2 separate regions of the Homo sapiens genome follow, and region 2 is linked to region 1. A link is an interaction called in ENCODE POLR2A ChIA-PET data of the cell type or tissue named here. Cell type or tissue: GM12878. All regions are shown on one strand. Each heading gives the region's core, and the rest is flanking DNA. Links, peaks and the distances in the headings are about the cores only. Region 1 overlaps HECW2 (HECT, C2 and WW domain containing E3 ubiquitin protein ligase 2). Region 2 overlaps PLCL1 (phospholipase C like 1 (inactive)).

Evidence for each region. ChIA-PET counts read pairs that join two places held together with the same protein. Peaks named below come from ENCODE experiments on the same cell type or tissue, not always from the same donor. Only the 100,000 strongest peaks of a DNase experiment are listed, where the experiment ranks them.
Region 2: POLR2A ChIA-PET joins it to region 1 with 5 read pairs; 1 of 35 experiments calls an interaction of 5 or more read pairs at or near these places.

The regions. Positions count from the first base shown.
Region 1 is chr2:196,270,563-196,275,951 of GRCh38, reverse strand. It overlaps HECW2 (HECT, C2 and WW domain containing E3 ubiquitin protein ligase 2), which reads left to right. Exons shown (of 29, transcript NM_001348768.2): 16 at 1,829-1,931; 17 at 4,663-4,759. Among named protein-coding and RNA genes, the nearest start is that of HECW2-AS1, 13 kb to the right of the region's middle. In GM12878, for the core only: no CTCF peak of the experiment used is centred there; no DNase peak of the experiment used is centred there; H3K27ac peaks cover 1,041 bases.
Region 2 is chr2:198,034,251-198,039,639 of GRCh38, reverse strand. The region is part of intron 1 of PLCL1 (phospholipase C like 1 (inactive)); the gene reads right to left. Among named protein-coding and RNA genes, the nearest start is that of PLCL1, 230 kb to the right of the region's middle. In GM12878, for the core only: no CTCF peak of the experiment used is centred there; a DNase peak (open chromatin) is centred at 2,932.

The sequences.
Region 1 (5,389 bases), core at 278-5,277:
GAAGACTTCTAGTTACATACATGAGTCATTTGAGCCACTGTCTTATATTCCTTCAGCAAATATTCCATTCAGTAGAAATATTGATGTCTTTTCCATCTAACAAGTTAACACCAAACACCTGCTACAATGAAGAAACATAGTGGTTGCTGTTATGAGGGATGCAAATAAATAACACATTTCCTGCATTCTTTTTTTTTTTTTAAGACAGAGTCTTGCTTTGTCGCCAGGCAGGAGTGCAGTGGTGCGATCTTTGCTCACTGCAACCACCACCTCCCGGGTTCAAGAGATTCTCCTGCCTCAGCCTCCCGAGTAGCTGGGACTACAGGCACCTGCCACCGCGCCCGGCTAATTTTTGTATTTTTAGTAGAGATGGGGTTTCACCATGTTGGCCAGGATGGTCTCGATCTGTTGACCTTGTAATCCGCCCGCCTTGGCCACCCAAAGTGCTGGGATTATAGGTGTGAGCCACCGTGCCTGGCCCACACATTTCCCGCATTCTTAATAGGAAAGGAAAATATGAAACCCTACTACAAATGAATAAAAATATGAACGAAAAATGCTTTGTAAATTTTCTTTTTTAATAGTTGGGAAAGAAAAATATACCTTTAGATAATCATGTTTTCTTCTTTTTATTTATATCTTTCCAGCTTTAGTGAGGTATAATTGACAAATAATATAAACTGTTCACAATGGCAGCTGCTTGTTCTGTTTGTTCTGTGGGAGCTCAGAGGAGGTTGTATTTAACTTGGGCTTGAAGGAGAGGGAAGACCTTGTCGAGGAGGGGCTGTTTGAACTACGCTTTGAAGAATGAGTGAGAGCATTCTTGAAGGACAAGCAAGCGGTGGAGGGTGGGGAGGATATTTCCAGCATTAGAGTCTTTAGAAAAATCCTCAGCAAATACCCAAGTGATGCAACATGATAAAAGGGCTGCAAATGGTTGTGGGTGGAATAAAACTCTCTTTTCAAAATCCCAGTTTATAAATCCAGTACAGTGTGTTATTTTTTCTTATTCTCTCTTATACTGCTGTTCTGCTATTGTCTCAAAAGATTTCTGTAATATGGGGGAAAATGCTAAAGCAGAAGCAAAAACAACATTAGAGTTTTCTGGTAAGGCTGTTAATGGGTATTTTTGGTTATCTACTTGTGTGTATGAGTTTCTAAATCTATATTAGGTGCAATAAATAATTCTGGTTAGGACAACCCTATTTAGCTCCTCCACACCTGCTCCTATTAGCACCCTGGTGTGGGAGGCTCAAACCAGAAAGATCTGTTGTACCAGGTGTTCTAATAGGCATGGAGAATTGCTCCTGAGGAGATAATACACTAACTCGAAACCCCACATGAAGATTGCTGCTCTTCAACCCCTCCTCTGCTGAGCCAGGGAATTCCCTGGCCTGCCTTAGCCAAAAGAAGAAATATCTTGGCACTGCCCCAAAACATTTATACCACTCAGTCTTCCCTTTGATTGTGTTGTTGCAGACTGTGCTCTGTCAATGCAGAAGTTAGTCCTGATGAACAAGTCTGCTGTTTAGCTGCTGCAGCCTCAGTAATTATAAGCAGATTGAACTACTTCTGTGCCACTTGGTAAAGAGTCACTGCCCCAGCCCCTCTCAAGAATGTGGATGCCTCAACTCCCCCCACCATTTAGCCACTAAAACAAGGCTTTCAATAACTAAGAACCCTGCTTCAGCCCCACAGCTGGTATCTGTTCTGATCAAGTGGTACTTCACTATGCTCATTGTTAATATTTTGAACAACTTGGTTTGGGATGCTGATATAGAGCATTCTGGCTCTTGGTGCAGAACATAAATGATGCTTCTGTTTGCAGGTAGGAGAAGATTCTCGACATGCAGGACCACCAGTTCTTCCCAGGCCATCCAGTACATTCAATACAGTCAGTAGGCCACAGTACCAGGACATGGTTCCAGTGGGTATGTCATCCCTTTCCAGAAATCATCTGTCCTTTTGTGCCATTATCTGTACCATGTACACTGTGCTGATACTTCCCCTGTTGTTAGCCTGCTACTTTTTGCCCTATATTGAGAAATTGCTGCATTATCCTTAAGAAATGTATAACAAAATCCTACAGACTTGAGTCTCAAAGGGCTTCTGTCTTGTAATATCCTAAAGGATGAGATTGTTTTTTAATACCACCCTACCTTTCCTGAGTAGAGGTATCATATTAGATTATTGAAGTTAAGGAAAAATAATTTATTAAGGTAATACATTATGCAATCATTATAAATTAAGAATTTGGACTAGCATATACTTAGTATATATTTAAGGCCAAGACAGAATTTAAATGGTGTGTGAATCTGTAGCAGCCTCACAAAATAAACAATCAAAGAGAGCACATTCTTAAGGGCTTTTGTCACAAATAGAAGGCAGCAAGAACCTCTAAAATAGTAAAATAAAAATAAATGAGTGTGGGAGAAAGGCCTGAAAAACAACTTGAGTTGTTATTAAAAGGATGAGGTTGAAGTAGATCAGTGGTTGCCAAACCTGGAGCGCCTGAGGCAGGTGGAGTGGACAGACTGGTGGGAGGCCATATGGGCTCCGTGCTCCGTCTTAAATTAGACTAGGTTGGCTGGGCGCAGTGGCTCACGCCTGTAACCCCAGCACTTTGGGAGGCCGAGATGGGCAGATCACAAGGTCGACAGATCAAGACCATCCTGGCTAACACGGTGAAACCCCGTCTCTACTAAAAATACAAAAAATTAGCCAGGCATGGTGGCACGCACCTGTAGGCCCAGTTACTCTGGAGGCTGAGACAGGAGAATCACTTGAACCTGGGAGGCAGAGGTTCCAGTGAGCCGAGATTGCACCACTGCACTCCAGCCTAGGGACAGAGCAAGACCCAATCTCAAAAAAAAAAAAAAAAAAAAAAAAAAAAAAAAAAAAATTAGACCAGCTCTCCATTTATCTTTGTTTTAAAACGTCTTCTTTAAATTAAAAAAAAAATGTCATGAAATTCAATGTAATGCCCATGACCTAAGAAGCTTGACCTCTGGATAAGAAGAAATGTAGGGTTGAAGTCTAACAGTCTAGGTTTTTTTTTATGTTATTACTAATATGACACTAAATACTGCACATGGAATTTTAAAGCACTATAAAATTGTTGCTTAGACAGTTATGTGGGCTCTGAGCTCAGACGCACTATAAACCCCGATTCAATAATTATCCAAGTGTCTTCATTATTCATATATAGTGAAACGTGCACTTAGGGAACATTTGAGTTGACAATGGTATTCCATTTTAGCAGGTAGTATTTCTTTAAAATTGTTATTGTATATATAAATATACATAACTAAAATAGATATGTTATAGGCAATATGATGCAGGTAAGATTGGAAATGGCAGATCTCTACAGAATTATTATACTTCTTTTGTTTAATTATTTGTTAAAGAAAGGCATGTATCTTGATAATATCCTATACCAGAATCTCTGATGTTTAAGAATTTAGACACTCTGTCCTAGTTCTGTGAATTTAAATATATTTGTGCCTATTTATGATTATCAACAAATATAATCAAGATGAATCATCTTAAGTAAACAAATTCATTTTCTTGACAAAAGAGTATTAACGGTATCCTTAATAAATTTTAATTAACTATTTTTAAGTTTCTTTAGCCAACCTTGACTGGGATTTAGATTTTTCTAAACACATTTTGTTCATGGTTCGTGATGATGATTGTGTTGTAGCTGTTGGTATAGTTGGTTTGGTAAAGAGCTATTTGTGGCTTAATGGCATTTATTTCCACGTAGAGTTTTAGAATAGTTTGTCCTCTGCATTTTGGTCCTAGTTGTTGCTGCCAACTAGTACATTTTGGCAAATTGAGTTCTGCCTCTTTACCTCCCTGGCTGGCTGCTAATCAATCAGAAGATGGTTTTTCATTTCTGACTTGTCATTTCTGTGAGGCTGATTTTCGTAAGTTTAAATGATCAAGATCTAGAATCTCGTTGGTGACCTCATCTTGCCATTTGATAATAAATATGGCTTGTCAAATGAGTTTACTAAGAATGTTTAACTAAGCCACAGCTAACAGACCTAAGTCCAATAATCATATAAAAGGTTAGATACAAATTGGAATGTAAGCACCTATAGTGGTGGGCACAGTCTAGTTCCAAACTATAACTTTGAGTATAAGTAATATTAGCCAGAAAAACAGATTTCATTTATTTATTTTTTGTTGTTGTTGTTGTTTTTCAATAGAAACAAGTTCTCACTATGTTGCCCAGGCTGGTCTTAATCTCCTGAGCTCAAGTGATCCTCCCAACTCAGACTCTGAAAGTGCTGGGGTTACAGGCGTGAGCTACCATGCCTGGCTGAAAAACAGATGATTTTGAAAAGTTTGGATTTATAGGCCGGGCACAGTGGCTTACACCTGTAATCCTAGCACTTTGGGAGGCCAAGGCAGGTGGATCAACTGAGGTCAGGAGTTTGAGATCAGCCTGGCCAACATGGCAAAACCCCATCCCTACTAAAAATACAAAAAAAAATTAGCTGAGCATGGTGGCAGGCACCTATAATCCCAGCTACTTGCAAGCCTGAGGCAGGAAAATTGCTTGAACCCGGTGGGGCACACAGGTTTGGATTTATATACATAAAACTAAAAATAGATTCTTTTTTAAATTGTTGTCTTTTCTGATTTTTTTTTCAGCTTACAATGACAAGATTGTTGCATTTCTACGTCAACCCAATATCTTTGAAATTCTACAGGAGCGTCAACCTGATCTTACCAGGAATCACTCACTCAGGTAACAATAATATTGGTATTTGGTTCAAGTTGCATAAGCACAAACCATTAAATCTTAGTTTTACTGATAGTTGTCTTGGAAATTTATTCTTTCTTTCTGACATCCTTTGCAAAACATCTTGTATGCAAATATTTTGTCATCATCACCAGGTATTGTAGTGCTGGCTTCTCTCTATTAAGTATAAAAGTTGAATAAAATCGGCCGGGCACGGCGACTCACGCCTGTAATCTCAGCACTTGGGGAGGCCGAGGCAGGCAGATCACGAGGTCAAGAGATCAAGACCATCCTGCCCAACATGGTGAAACCCCGTCTCTACTAAAAATACAAAAACTAGCTGAGCATGGTGGTGTGTGCCTGTAGCTACTCGGGAGGCTAAGGCAGGAGAATCGCTTGAACCTGGGAGGTGGAGGTTGCAGTGAGCTGAGATTTGCACCACTGCACTCCAGCCTGGCGACAGAGTGAGACTTTGTCTCAAAAAAAAAATAAATAAAGGTGAATAAAATCAACTAAACAACCCAGAACCCTATTTAAAAAACGAAATATGAAAAAAAAATTTAAGCCAAGCGTTTATCCTAGAAGTGCAGATTATAATGAAATTAATGACATAACTTTTTGAGTGTAACTTGAGTA
Region 2 (5,389 bases), core at 68-5,067, 1.8 Mb before region 1:
AGTTAACTATAACAAGAATGATCAGAAACCTGAGAATCTCCAAGAAGGAGGCTCAAGAAGTGTTCAACTCCAATAAAACAAAAATAGAAGTCCTTTCTCCTTCATGGGACTTACAAAATAAAAAACACAGTATACACATGGGTATACCAAGAGACAGGAAAATATTTCATTATTACAGTAACAAACAAATCCTAAGAAGTAATTATGCATCAGTTCTACAGGGTGATTTGGTAGAAAATTATGTGGATAACTACAGGAATAAGATTTCAACATAACATCAAGAAGGCTCCTAAAACGTCTACAGGTATCAAAAATGTATAATCCATGCTGCTTGGCATAAGCTATGGGCAGATAGATCACTAGAGTTTAGAATAATGTTTTCCATGTTGAATCTAGAAAAACTATATTGCAGGTCCCAAAACAACCATGCCAACTACTCTTCTTGAGAATGAGAAACTATGTCACTTTGACTATGAACCCTGTTCAATACCAGCTCCTTCCTTAGTCTGCTACATCCTGACATGTTTACCCTCCACAAAAATGTATAAAGAACCTGTCAAAATGAAGCAGACAGGGTTTGTTTTTAAGCAGTCATTCAATTACCACCCTAATGTAAGGGCTTTTAGTATTTCAAAAAAGCAATATTGCACGGGGTGGAAATACCTTTTCATATTCAAATACCAGCTTAATGTGTAGTTTAACAAATTACTATCTTACAGCTCTGTTTCTGGTATTTGTGAAAAAACACGAGATAAAAAATTGAGTGAACTCTTTTTTTCTTTTTTTTTTTTTTTTGACCTTTAATGAAAGGATCAAGACAGTATTTTCCCTTTTTGTTCTGTTTGTATATAACAAAAGCATTTCTTTGCTTAACTGCTTTTATAAACTACAGACCTCTGTACAAACACAGTCTTAATTAAACCTGAGAAGTGATTGTTGTATTCTACATTTCAAAAGGAAAAACTGGTCTGCAATAGAATAACTGTTTTGTTTATGCAGCACATACAAGTACAGATGCTAAAAATTCTTAAATAACAACATAACCTTAACCTTGAATTATAGGCTGCCATGGGACCAAGCCTAAGAGAACATAGATAGAAATCAAATATTATTTATTACACAATATTTTAAGAACTTTTACTACAAAATAACACTGAAAAAATACACTAGTAGTAAACTTTGTTCCCAGCCATGAACTATGTATATATATATGGACCACTCCCAGGGAGAAATTAGATTTTTAACTCTAATTTTCTTTAACAAGGTATTAAGCAATCCCACAGACTTACAATAAAGTTGAAAAAACACAAAAGCAGTGTGTCAAGAATGCCAAAGGGTTCTGAAGACAACTGAGCCTGGCTTGAGGAAATATGGGCAAAATCTATGTGGAATATTTTAAAACATGCCACAAGGGGTATGTGTGTGTGTGTGTACACACTTTGCTTTGTGAAGTCTTCTCTTTAATTCTCTCTCTCTCTAGAACAAAAGCCCTTTTCTGACTCTTACAAGGTTTATGCTTAGTCACTTAATCAAAAAATTCAGTAAAAGCAGAAAATAATAAAAATTGGCATACATATACCTCACATGTTTTATTTAAATGTAAGGCTTTTGAGTATGGCTCCACTAATTCAAGTTCTCTGCTTGAACTCTTTCTTGAAAAATGATACATTTCAGTTTCTTGAAAATGCATCAATAACTTAAAAGATACTTACAAAGTAAGTTGTATTAGAAATTCTTTTTTATATTTTTCCCAAATCTTTCATAGTTGTCTTACCCTCACCTTATTTAATAACACTTTCAGCAATTCTTTTCTAGAGTCTTTCCAAAACTTTCAGTTTATTTTTCAAAGAAACAATAACTCTTTATATTTACACTCAAAAGTCACGGGATTATGTAATATTTAATTAAGTTATGTAACTGTAATTACAAGTACAAATAGAATAAAACCGTTTTGGAAAAAATCTCAATTGACTCTTTGTAAGCACAGAACTCAACTTGATAGAGAGTATTTAAGATAGGTGCCTATTATCCTCGAATTTTATAAAGAGAATGCTGAGTGTCAGTTAAGTGGATGTTGAAGGAAGCTTCTCCTATAATCTCTAAAGCAATGTTTTCTAAAGCCTTTCCCAGGAATAACTAATTTCAAGAGTGCGATGGAAAAAAGGACTTGGGGTCAACTAAGTTTGGGAAATGCAAGGTCGAACAAAACTAAGCAGCTTTCCTTTATTGCAGGACATTAACCTCTAAATAGCTAACATGCATTTTTAATTTCCAAGATGGCACTATAGTATGTAATGTTCTCCCAGTGTATTTCATCAAGACTGTACATTTATCCAGTATTTTATCAGAAAGGCAATACTCCAGAAGCAATCACTATAAGTACTTCTATTATCCTGATTTTTATTAACACCTAAGACTTTAATAATCAGTATAATGTATGCTAGCAATGGATTTTAATTGGTAAAACTAGTGGCTTATTAATATGAAGAATTTAGAAATGGACTCTCTCGAGTAAAATTAAAGACAATCAAGAGTATGTGGAGTAGCAAAAATATTTTAGAGATATTCTCCACTCTAGTGTAATGGAGGATAAGGATCCAGAGAGCCTCTCCCCCAGAGACAAACCTGAGGTTTTTTCCTAAATGGCCCAGTGTCCACCTGTTGATTTAAGAAGATTTGGCATTGCCCACTGGATTGATAAGGGTAACAGGATCCAGCCTCTGGGATGTTGCCCTGTCTGCCTTGGAAGAACCTTTATGCAAGGTAGCAGAACTGGGACTTCCTAACAAGTTGTATAACGAGCTGTAAAAAAATGTTTTTTACTTTGCTTGCTGTTAAGTATTTATGTAATCAATGGTCTCTGTGTGTAGCAGAATTTTGTCTGGCTTGCTTTCATTATGGACTAGTAGCAAAGTTTTGTGTAGTGCCTAACACTGACTCAGCTCAAACCTCTTTTGATGTATGAACCATGGAGGAAAAAACCACTAAGGGCTATGAATGACCAAATCAGCTTAGGTCAATTCTCAACACCTGTCTTCAAGGCAGAAGATGAAATTATATGTCCATCCATTCTATGATATAGAAGGAACCCCAAAAGTCTCATTTGCCCCCAATAGACTCTCATTTATCTGCTTCCCAAGCAGATAGTTCCCTCTAACTTATCCAGATTTTATCAATAGCATGTTTGAAAATGCACTTATGTTAGCTGGCAATGAAAAATGATTCTAGCAAACTTCTCTAGCATCTCAACTTAATTCAAACTAATAGAAAATTAGCTAAGTGTTTCCTTGGAATGTGTGAAGAATCTAAACAGAGATGAGGTAAGATATTACTTCAGTAGTGGAAAAGCAGCATATTTTGTGGTCTTAGATATTCACACACATGGTACAATGGGAAGGGGAAGCCCAGCTTAAGAACAGATTTGACCAAGGCAATTGTGTGCTAAAAGCTGTGCACTGAATGGATAGGGAGGAGTCAGAAAGAACAAATCTATGTTATTAAAAAAGAGAATTCATTGATGATTCTTGCCTCAAACAACCATTACTATGGTAGTTAACAAATGATGATTTTCAATCAATCATACTACATACATTTTTTATTTTTGAGACAGAGTCTGGCTCTGTTGCCCAGGCTGGAGTACAGTGGCACAATCTTGGCTCACTGCAACCTCTACCTACTGGGTTCAAGGGATTCTCCTTGCCTCTGCCTCCTGAGTAGCTGGGACTACAGGTGCACACCCCATGCCCGGCTAATTTTTTTGTATTTTTAGTAGAGATGGGGTTTCGCCATGTTGGCCAGGCTGGTCTCAAACTCCTGACCTCAGGTGATCTGCCCGCCTTGGCCTCCCAAAGTGCTGGGATTACAGGCGTGAGCCACCGCATCCAGCCATACCACACACATTTATTTGTTGGAATTCTATTGTAATGAATAACTAACTTTCCATTTTACATAGTTGCTCATCTATTTGTTCTTATCAGTATGGACTCATGGATTCTTATTCCATCTGTTACTACCATTTATTTTTATGGTCACATTGTCCTGTATTTGGCTAGTAGGAGCCCCTTGGAGCTGGCTCGTGTGTCCTTTTGACATGTCCCCATCATTCTTTGCTCACTCTCTTACTTTCAAATGGAAAAAAACCAAAAACAAACAAACAAACAAAAACAAAAAACAACACCTGTTCCAGGCTTATCTTGTTCTTTTCCTGCCCCAGCAAGGAAGAAGACTTGGTTGATTTTTGTTGGTGAATAGTATTTAGAAACCAAGATAATGGTACTACTTATGCTAATTGCTACTGAATTATCATTGCTTCTTTATCCTGTCAGAGGATACAGCTAGGCAATTAGATTGATCTACATAGCTATAAAAACCACGAATTCATACAGTTATTGCTAATCTTAATCCAACAGCACATGGGTTCACTCTAGCATTCTACCTTTTCATATCTATAATTCCTTTCTTCTTCAACAATGAGAAAACTGACCGTCATTAACACTAATAGATATATTTATTTTCATAGTCTTGGTGTGTCTCCCACAAGATAGTTATTAATTACAGGGGACAAAGAGTAATTTTACAGTGCAGAAATATGGCAGATACCACATTAATTAAGTGAACACAAGTAAGGGCAGAAATAGATACCATGACGAGACATGAAAAAGGACACAACATTCTTTCAGTGGTGTTCTTGCCAAAAACATATAATCTGAATCTAATCATTAAACAACATCAGATTAACCCAAAATAACTGGCCTGTACACTTCAAAAATGTCAAGGTCATGAAAAACAACGAAATACCGAAGAACTGATCTAAGTTAAAAGAGACTTTAAAAATGACAGCACAACACAACATGTGATCCTGGATTGATTTCCTAGACCACAAAAATTGGTTTTTGCCCTTTGTTAGAGATGACATTGATGAGACAATCAGCAGAATCTGAATGAAGTCTATTAATGTTAATTTTTAGGTTTTGATAATTGTATTGTGGTAATAATACAAGAGAATGTCCTTGTTTTTCAAAATGCACACTGAGGTATAAGGGGACAGGAAGTCTGTAACTTACTTGCAAACATTAAAAACAAAAACTTTTTTTATGGCTGCATAGTATTTCATGGTGTATATGTGCCACATTTCCTTCATCCAGTCTATCATTGTTGGACATTTGGGTTGGTTCCAGGTCTTTGTTATTGTGAATAGTGCCGCAGTAAACATACGTGTGCAAGTGTCTTTATAGCAGCATGATTTATAATCCTTTGGGTATATACCCAGTAATGGGATGGCTGGGTCAAATGGTATTTCTAGTTCTAGATCCCTGAGTTCATGTCCTTTGTAGGGACATAGATGAAGTTGGAAACCATCATTCTCAGCAAACTATCGCAAAGACAAAAA